Regions from separate parts of the Homo sapiens genome. Here regions 2 and 3 are each linked to region 1. Evidence: chromatin contacts called from ENCODE Hi-C or POLR2A ChIA-PET data. All regions are on one chromosome and are shown on one strand. The core of a region is the stretch at or near the end of the contact, and the rest is flanking DNA. Distances in the headings are between cores, read along the strand shown.

Region 1 (2,881 bases), core at 265-2,764:
CAGCACCACAATTTACCCGGCTTATAAATCCTGTCAGCTTCAGAAGACGACTTACCAAACACAAATTTATCCTCACCAGTTAATAACTCCTTTTCTTTGCTCAAAAACCCAGTGAGAAAAAATAACTCCAGGCCAGGCACAGTGGCTCATGCCTATACTTCTAGCACTTTGGAAGGCCGAGGCGGGTGGATCACCTGAGATCAGGAGTTCAAGACCAGGCTGGCCAACATGGTGAAACCGTCTCTATTAAAAATGCAAAACATTAGCCAGGCGTGGTGATGTGCGACTGTAATCCCAGTTACTCGAGTGGCTGAGGCAGGAGAATCGCTTGAACCCATGTGGCAGAGAAGGTTGCAGTGAGGCGACAACGCGGCACTGCAACTCCGGCCTGGGCGACAGAGCGAGACTCCGTCTCAAAAAAAAAAAAAAGAAAAAATAACTCCAGTGCACTGCGCCCTTACTTCCTATCTAACATTGTGCCGAACGTTATACACAGATCCTCCTCCGTATGATCCTTAGTTCAGGATCATAAACTCTTGATAAATTACTGCCCCAGGAACCTCCAGTGACATCAACCGCTGCTACCATTTGTGGAATTCTGCCGGCCAGACACCCCACACTGCATTCCCTCACAACTGATCCTCCCGATAGCCCATGGGGTAGGCACTGTTATTTCCATTCACAGATAAGCAAAGTGAGGCTCGGAGGGCGGGGACTTGCCCAAAGCCACAAGGATGAAAGGTAGTGCGATGACTCAACCGATAAAAATAATCCCGGTTGTGGTGGGGGGGAGCTGAGCCCGACTCCTCCCACTATGCTGCCGCGGCTCCGAAGGCCTAGCCCGAGTGCGGAAATGGGCTTCTAGGGTCCCAGGACGAGGTCCACCTCCAGAGCTGCAGTGAGGTCCAAGTCAGCCCGAGGAGCCCGCAGGTCCCACATTTCAGTCATTTCCCTACCCCAAAGGCAGGGACTCCCCGCTCCTGGGGCAGGCAGCCACTGTGGCCGCGAGCAAGCGTACTCGGGTTAGGAAGGAGAAGGAAGGGGACAGGGGGAACGTTCACCTACGCAGCTGCCACCTCGGAGGACGGGGGAGCGGGGGACGAGGAAAGATCAGGATAAGACCCTAACTCCCACAAATGACTCCAGGAAAGGGAGACCACCACTCCCCGAGCTTTGGAGCGCCGCGCGGGAACCGGAAGTCATGCCCCGCCCGGAAGTTAAGAGGAGGGGCATAGGTTGGAAGGGGTGGGCCGGGTCTCTCTAGCCTCCGCGGTACTACGCAGCTTCATGGTTTTAACTCTTGGTGGTCTTTTGACCGTCCTCAGTCCTTACCGTGCGGAGTTTTGGATACATTCTTAGCAGCTTTTTCGCTCCGGAGAAGTTCTTTATCTTTCTGAGCCGCAGTTTGCCCAACTGCAAAATGGAAAGAGATGAAGCAGGAATTAAGATACTCTAGGAGCTCGCCCACAGCTGATTCAGGGCCCCATTCTGAGGTTACACCCTTAAGCCTTTGCACCACTCAAAGGAAGGAAACCAAGAGAGAGGGGTGGCTGGCTGCTGTTTGGAGACAGTGGTCCTTGTATTGGCGCCCCGCGGAATCACTCCAGATGAGTCAGTGGATACAGTCTATAGGTCCCGCCTCATTGTACGCAAACAGCAGTGGGCATATGGCCGTGGGGGGTTGATACAGCCTGTCCGGGGTGGGACTCTGTGTGTATGGGAGGCTAAATCTCAGCAGGACTTTTCCAGTTGCTACCAGACTACGCACTGTCGCCTGATGGTTAAGAACTGAAGCTTTAGCCGTGCGCGGTGGCTCACGCCTGTAATCCCAGCACTTTAGGAGGCAGAGGCGTGTGGATCACCTGAGGTCACGAGTTCGAGACCAGCTTGACCAACAAGGTGAAACTCAGTCTTTACTAAAAATACAAAAATTAGCCGGGCGTGCTGGCAGGCGCCTATAGTCCCAGCTGCTCGGGAGACTGAGACAGGAGAATTGCTTGAACCCGGGAGGCGGAGGTTGCAGTGAGCCGAGATTGCGCCATTGCACTCCAGCCCGGACGAGGGAGCAAGACTCCATCTCAAAGATGAAGCTTTGAAGTCATACTGATCTGGTTTGCGTCTGATCACACAGGTTCAATGACACAGCCGGCTAGAGGAAGCAGAGATGCTAACCACTGCAGCCCCGATCTTAACCCTGAAGGGGAGGGATTGAGCTGTTAGAGAGAGGTACTCAGTTGACTTCTCCCTCTCTCTTTCCAGCTGGCATATCCGAATGGGCTGAGCTACCGGATTAAGAGGGACACCCCAAAGCCCCCATTGCTGGGTTATTGCTCCAGAGCCAATGTTCTTGGGGAAAGGAAGATATGCCCTTTGTCAACATTGCCACTGCTGGTCTGTAAACTCCTAGACGGCCAGCTGGTGGTTCACAAACCAGGACTCCTTGCTCTGGCCCTACCCCTACCTACCAGAATGACCGTGAACCCTTCCCCACTCACTCCTACAACCAGGTTTCCATCTCCTCTCTCAGCTTAGGTTTCCCTAACTGTAAAATAAAAGGGTTGGACTAGGTTAAGGACTTCCTGCTATTTCTCTCTCCCACACTCTAAGGTTCCTTAGGAATGCTTCAGAAAACAGCAGGGGTTGGGGCAAGGATGCCGCTTGAGTCCCAGAGCAACTCCAATTTCATAGGCACATAAATTTATGTGAAAGTATATACGTTTCGGCTTGTGTAAGATTATTTTATCATCCCAGGTAAAATTCAGCCTTTGTGCTTCATCTTTCCCCACCCTCCTGCTCACTCAGTTTGCTCCAAGAACACTGACCTTCTGGCTATTTTGCAAATCTGACAATCTGACAAGCTCATCTTCACTTCTTTTTTTTT
Region 2 (2,881 bases), core at 153-2,652, 120 kb before region 1:
GAGCCCTTCCTCTGTTCTGAGCCCAGGGGACCCCAGGGCACCATCCCAGCACCCAAACATGATGGCCTCTGTGGGAGCAAACTTCATACTCCAAAATCAGTGAAGAACTAAGATCAGGGGGTGAGGGCATAGACCTGGTCCTTGCCTCTGTTCCCAACCCCTAGGGAGGTGGGACAGGTGCCTCCCTTTCCGGGCCTTAGTTTTACTGTTTAGATAAGAGGTCCCTCTACCTGTGAGCAGCTGGGGGATGCAGCCTGGAGGATGAGTAGCACACAGAATCAGATCAGTGACCTGAGAGGGTGTGGCGTGGACTTGGGCAGACAATTCTTAGGGGTTACAGTGATGTGGAATTGAGCTCTCTGGACTAGCCAAGCACAGGCTGTTGCAGCCCATTCCATTCCATTCATTTATTCCTTCCACAAACATGGCAGGCACCGCCCTGTGCCCAAAACAAACAAGAGGCTGAATCTGCCTAGTATGGGAGGATAAATCGAACAAGCACATAGAAAACCAAATGCAAAGTAAGACTTGGTGAGTGAGCCAAGAGAGCTTCCCTAAACTCCTCCTGTCCTCCCAATCACAGCGTCTTAAGCCCACTTCCCGGATGAGAAAACGGAGGCTCAGAGTCAAGACCCTGCTGCCTGGGGCGCGCCCAGACCTTGTGGCTAGCCAGAAGCGAGGTTTCGGATTCCCACAGTCTCGGGCCACTGTCCCAAGCTGCCCAAAGCTGGGGAGGCCCCGTCCAGCTCCCGGAAGGCTGTAGGGAGGTGAGCGCCAGGGAGGGGCTGGGCCGCAGGACGCGGGGGCCAGGAGGCAGGGAGGGGCCGGGCGGGGGGCGGTCGGGAGACATCCAGCGCCCCGATGTGCAGCCCCAGGCACCCGGAGCGCCAGCGCCTGGGTGCGCGCGAGTGGTAGCCGCGCTCCGGTGGGTCCGCCGCGGTCGGACCGGGGTCTGGGCTCCAGGCGCCGGCGGGGGGCGGTGGGGGGGGTAGGGGGACAGCGAGGGCCGCGCTGCAGTGCCCGCAGCGGCGGGTTGGGGGAGCTGTGCCCGCCTGTCCCCTAGGCCCGGGCGGCGGCCGGGCAGCTGGGTCGCCGCGCCTCTAGCCGGGCCGGGCTCGGCGGCGCGCAGCCAGGCGTGCCTGGAGCGGGCTCGGGCCCCAAGTCCTCCGGAGCGCCCAGCCGGGGAGGCCCCGGGAGCAGCCCAGTCCCGCGGGCTAAGGCGGCAGCCGCCGCCGCTCCGGCCCGCCCCCGGGGGGGTGTCCCGGGCCGCTGGGCCCGCCCAGGTAACCCCATCCTCGGCCCGCCCCCGGCCCGCCCCCCCGGCCGCCCGCCCGCCCGCCCGCCTCCGCCGCCGCCGCCGCCGCCGCCGCCGCCGCATCCCGGCTCTGGGGCGGCGCTGACAGTCTGGTCCGCGCCGGGCAGCGGGCGCAGCAGCGGGCAGGCTGCCGGCAGGCACACGGAGGCAGAGCCCCGCCGCGCGCGCCCCGGCCCGCCCGCGGGCGCCCACCTGCAGCCCCGACGGGAGGCCCCCCGCGGCCGCAGCCGCTGCCCCGGGCCGGGCGCCCGCGGCGGCACCATGAGTCCCCGCTCGTGCCTGCGTTCGCTGCGCCTCCTCGTCTTCGCCGTCTTCTCAGCCGCCGCGAGCAACTGGCTGTAAGTCTGGCCGGGGCCGAGCGGGGCGGGGCGGGGCGGGGCAGGCCCCGGGGGCAGCGGCCGGTGCCAGGCGGCGCGGGGCAGCGGGCGCGGGGCAGCCCGGCAGGTGTCTCGGCCGCGGGACCGGAGGCTCGCTCGCTCCGCTGCCGCCGCCACGGCCCGAACGTCCCTCTGCACACCCGGGGTCCCCTCCTGCCCGGGTCCGGCTCCCTGCCCAGAGGCGTCAGGGGTGGCTGTGGCGGCGTCCGCACCGGTAGGCGGCTCGGGGCTCTCGAGGGCGCCAGGGGTGCGAGCGCGGGGCGGTGGCCCGGGAGGGGCGCCGGACGCGGGTTGCAGTCCAGCCGGGCTGACAGGTCGCTGAGGAAGCCCATTGCAGGGAAGGGCTCCGGGACATAATAGCAGGTTAATCCCGAGAAGTCCGGAGCGAGCTCCCAGCGCCGAGCTGCGCCGAGCTGCGCCGCGCTGCGGGCTGGGCTGGAGGCGTGCAGGGACCTGTTTCTGCTTGGGGGGCGGGAGCCGGAGACAGAAGGAAGGGACCAGGACGCCTGGTCTCCCAGGGCCCGGGGCTGGCGCTGGCGCTGGCCGGGCCTTGGTTTTTCCCCGGGGCAGGAAGAAACTCCGTCCAGACCTTAAAGAAGACAACGGCCCCCCAGCTCCCCGTGTCTAGCCTAAGGAGGAAGGGGTGGTAACCGCTGGTGACCTGTCTGTTTCTCCTTGACTGGATCTGCGCTCAGGGCGCTCCCTGGGTAGGGGCGGAAGGTTTGCTGCAGGGAGGGAGACTAAAGGGATGAGCTCCAGTGAGTGGGTGGACAGGGAGCAAGCGGACCCGCGCTCCTTTCATCCCCGCTCAGGGACAGTTCCCCATGCCCCGCGCTTAACCCTGGCCCCAGTTCCTCCTGCCCAGAGCTCTGCCACCATCCGCTGTGGGCAGCCAGTGGGGAGCCAAGCTCCAATATTGATCTGAAAAGCATGGGGTGGGAAGGGGGATCGCCAACAGTGTAGCTGGGGTTTCCATGGAGACAGGGAGAGAGGAAAAAATTCTCTCTGCATCAAGACCAAAGAACAAATATCTCCCATGAAATTGCCCCGAGTGTCCAATGGCTGTTGCTATGAGGTCATTGTGGCCAGCCAGAGCCCTCCAGGCTGGAAGGAGTGTGTTCGTTGGGGTCAGAGCCACCCAGGGCTTGGGGGACGGAGGTGATGTGGAATTCTCCCAGCTGTTCCGAGA
Region 3 (2,881 bases), core at 128-2,627, 68 kb after region 1:
AGCCATCCATTTTTCAGGCTCAGCAGCCAGAGGGTGGGAGGACTACGGGGGCAGTGGGAGCCACGCAACAGGGGCAGGCGGAAGAGAGAAGCTGGAGAAAGGTCTCCTGTGGAGTAGCAGTCACAGAGCAGTGTGGCAGGGGCTGCGACTTTGCTGACAGAACATGACAGTCACAGAAGGTGGGGCAGCAAGAGGGGCTGAACACTGACCCAGAAGCAGAGATTCCGAGTGAGGGGTGACAAAAGGCCATAACAGCCTTCTGGGCTCCTTGAAAAATAGCAGGGAAGGCTCTGGACTTCCCACAGCCCGCGGGATGGAGACTTGAGCCATTATATCTGACGATTAAAGGAAAGGGGCTGGGCGCGGTGGCTCATGCCTGTAAACCCAGCACTTTGGGAGGCCGAGGCGGGCGGATCATTTGAGGTCACGAGTTCAAGACCAGCCTGGTCAACATGGTGAAACCCCATCTCTACCAAAAATACAAAAGTTAGCTGGGTGTGGTGGCACGTGCCTGTAATCCCAGCTACTCGGGAGGCTGAGGGAGGAGAATCACTTGAACCTGGGAAGGAAGGTTGAAAGGCTGAAGTGAGCCGAGATTGCACCACTGCACTCCAGCCTGGGAGACTCGGTCTCAAAACAACAACAACAACAGCAACAAGTCCTAATGTGTCATATCTGCCAATTCCTGTCGTCCAAATATTTTCCTTATGGCTGATTTCAAGCTACCTGTGTTTTAACAACCATTCACCACATTTCAGAACATTTAACAGTTGGCTCTTGTGGGCCAGCACACGGCTGCAGCCACTCGTAAGGTAATCAAGCACTCGGAAGTGTGCCTGGGACACGGGGAGCACGTTGTGAACACTCGCTGTGATTGCGAGCCAGTCAAGTCAACAGTGTTCCGGAAGTCCCCTCCCCACCTCCACTTCACAGAACAGGAGATTGAGGTTTGGAGAAGTTCACCTGTTTGCCCCAGGTCACAGCACAAGCCTCTTACTTGCCGTCCTACCTTCCGTGGGCGCTGTTCTCTCAGCAAGGTTGTACATAAGCCTGCCTGTGACCGTCCTCCTGCACCCTCCTTACAGGGACTTTCCCGGGCCCCATCAAGATGGGAGCCCTGCTGCCTCCCAGATTGGCTGCTCTACCTGCAAAGCCCTCAGGTAGCTTGGCGGGCGGGAAGCTCTCCCTGGCAGGGACTCCTGCCAAGACACTCCTGCCCAGTGCTCCTGAGCTCAGATCTGCCCTGGCTTGTGCCTGCCACATGTGGACTTGGGGAAGTGCTGTTTTTGGCAGTGGGTGAGCAGGGGCCCCATATCCTTGAGGGTGTTAGGTGAGGAGGACGCGTGACTCATTGTGCTCTGGTGGGTATAAGGCTGCAGCCGGGGGAGGGCCAGGTCCAGGCCCAGGAGAGATTTTCCAGTCTGGCAGGCAAGTTGGCTCAAGGCCAGGTATAGGCTCAGGACACAGTGCCAACAGTTGCCTGAGGCTGGACACAGATGCCCTTCGGGCAGGGTGGAGGGCTCTTGGCTCTAGCTGTCCCCTGAACTGACCTGGGTGTCACAAACATGTGGCTGCTGAGCTGGGCTTATAAGAGCCATGTGGCTGAAGGGATAAGGGGGCACTTCCCACTCTCTCAGGCCCCAGGGAAGGAGAGAAACTGCTGAGCGGCAGGTGAAGGCTTAATGGGCAGCACCTGTGCTAATGGGTCAGGGTCCTCAGGTCTCTGGAGAAGGGAGCTGCTCCCCCTACCCAGGGGAGCACAGAGAATGAGATGCCTTGGAACTTCTGTGCTTGGGGTTGGGGAAGGGCCCCTAGTGTTCTTGGTGAGCACAGGATGGGCAGAGGATGTTGGTGGGACTGTGGCCCTTGGTGGGTGGGAGGGGGGATAGGTGAGAATGAGGAGAGCCGGTTGGGGGTGGGTGCAGGGGGAGGGCAACGGATGATGCAGAGCTACTTTTCAGCCAGTTTATCCTTGGCAATGAAGCCAAGGATCCAATGCTGGAGGTGGTGGAGAGGGGCCAGGTGGGGCAGCGGGTACCACTGTGGCTGGAGATGGCAGGACAGGGCACCCCACCACCCAGGACCTTCTGAGACTCTGCATCTTCTCTGCAGCGCTGGAAGCGGGGGCAGCTGGGCTTGGCTGGGGAGTGGAGAATGGGGCGAGTGGGGGATGGGACTGTTGCTGTCCAACATCCTGGGTCTCCAGACTAGACCCCTCCCAGTGCTACTCAGTTCACAGGGCCACTTCCTGAGTCCTCACCGAGTGGGAGGGACAGCCTACCCTCTTTTGCACTTAAGAAGGCCAGGTTCTCACTCAAGCCTCCTGGGCAAGCTTGGGCAAGTCTCTAGCCTTCTCTGAGCCTCGATTACCTCATCTGGAAAACAAAATACCTCTTAGGGGTGCTGTGAGGATTAAATGGGAGGGAAGGAGGCTGAGAAGGGCCTGGGACCCACAATATCATGTTCTATGGCACATGATATATGCCTCACAAATATCAGCTTCCCAGGGTTGAGCCTAGGAAAGAGGTGGGGCAGACCTCTTCCCCATATCCTTCCCATCATGCGCCCCGGGCTTGGAGTCAGCTGGACTCCAGCCGGCCCAGCCTAACTCCAGCCTGGGCCCTAAGAGCCCAGGATCGAAGGCCAGAACTTCCCCTCCCCCACCAGGAAAGGGGCCTCTCACTTCCCACTCTTGACTCCCAGCCCCTTCTGGCTCTGAAGGCCTCTGGGGCCTTCAGTGGGGCTGGAGGTTCCCCTGAGGTGGGAGGCTGCAGAGGGACTGTCCTGATCTAGGACACAGCCTGGCTTTCTGGGAAGATGGAGGAATAGCACATTCTTCCTGAAATAATTGTCCTAGAGCTATTTCCAGTGCCTCTTAGGC

Evidence for each region. Hi-C counts contacts between places; a loop is a spot of excess contacts on that map. ChIA-PET counts read pairs that join two places held with the same protein, here RNA polymerase II (POLR2A). Pooled maps may share reads with other maps.
Region 2: a loop to region 1 is called in a pooled map of gastrocnemius medialis, with 8 times the contacts of the local background. The contact joins the promoter of WNT4 here to the promoter of LINC00339 in region 1. A Hi-C loop is called at or near these places in 10 of 50 pooled maps. POLR2A ChIA-PET finds 5 or more read pairs at or near these places in 3 of 52 experiments (Panc1, activated B cell and activated T-cell).
Region 3: a loop to region 1 is called in a pooled map, with 2.9 times the contacts of the local background. The contact joins the enhancer-like site here to the promoter of LINC00339 in region 1. A Hi-C loop is called at or near these places in 10 of 168 maps with a recorded cell type or tissue (CD4-positive, alpha-beta T cell, CD4-positive, alpha-beta memory T cell, CD8-positive, alpha-beta T cell and 4 more), 3 of 37 single-sample maps with no recorded cell type and 10 of 50 pooled maps. POLR2A ChIA-PET finds 5 or more read pairs at or near these places in 9 of 52 experiments (AG04450, CD4-positive, alpha-beta T cell, GM12878 and 6 more).

What each region holds. Positions count from the first base shown.
Region 1 is chr1:22,023,824-22,026,704 of GRCh38, reverse strand. LINC00339 (long intergenic non-protein coding RNA 339) reads right to left here and starts at 1,514. Exons shown (of 2, transcript NR_023918.2): 1 at 1,333-1,514. LINC01635 (long intergenic non-protein coding RNA 1635) reads left to right here and starts at 657. Exons shown (of 3, transcript NR_110692.1): 1 at 657-741; 2 at 1,739-1,899; 3 at 2,260-2,711. RefSeq lists enhancers at 535-829, 907-1,016, 628-1,229.
Region 2 is chr1:22,141,618-22,144,498 of GRCh38, reverse strand. It overlaps WNT4 (Wnt family member 4), which reads left to right and starts at 1,402. Exons shown (of 5, transcript NM_030761.5): 1 at 1,402-1,653. The coding sequence starts at 1,577. All of the region lies in intron 1 of LOC105376845 (a long non-coding RNA gene), which reads right to left. RefSeq lists silencers at 983-1,312, 1,875-1,934.
Region 3 is chr1:21,955,472-21,958,352 of GRCh38, reverse strand. No RefSeq gene overlaps it. Among named protein-coding and RNA genes, the nearest start is that of HSPG2, 20 kb to the right of the region's middle. Within about 2 kb of position 1,377, at least 26 of the 41 ENCODE cell types and tissues checked have a DNase peak (open chromatin) inside an H3K27ac peak, as active enhancers do; they include CD4-positive, alpha-beta T cell, CD8-positive, alpha-beta T cell and mammary epithelial cell, where a contact is called at or near this core.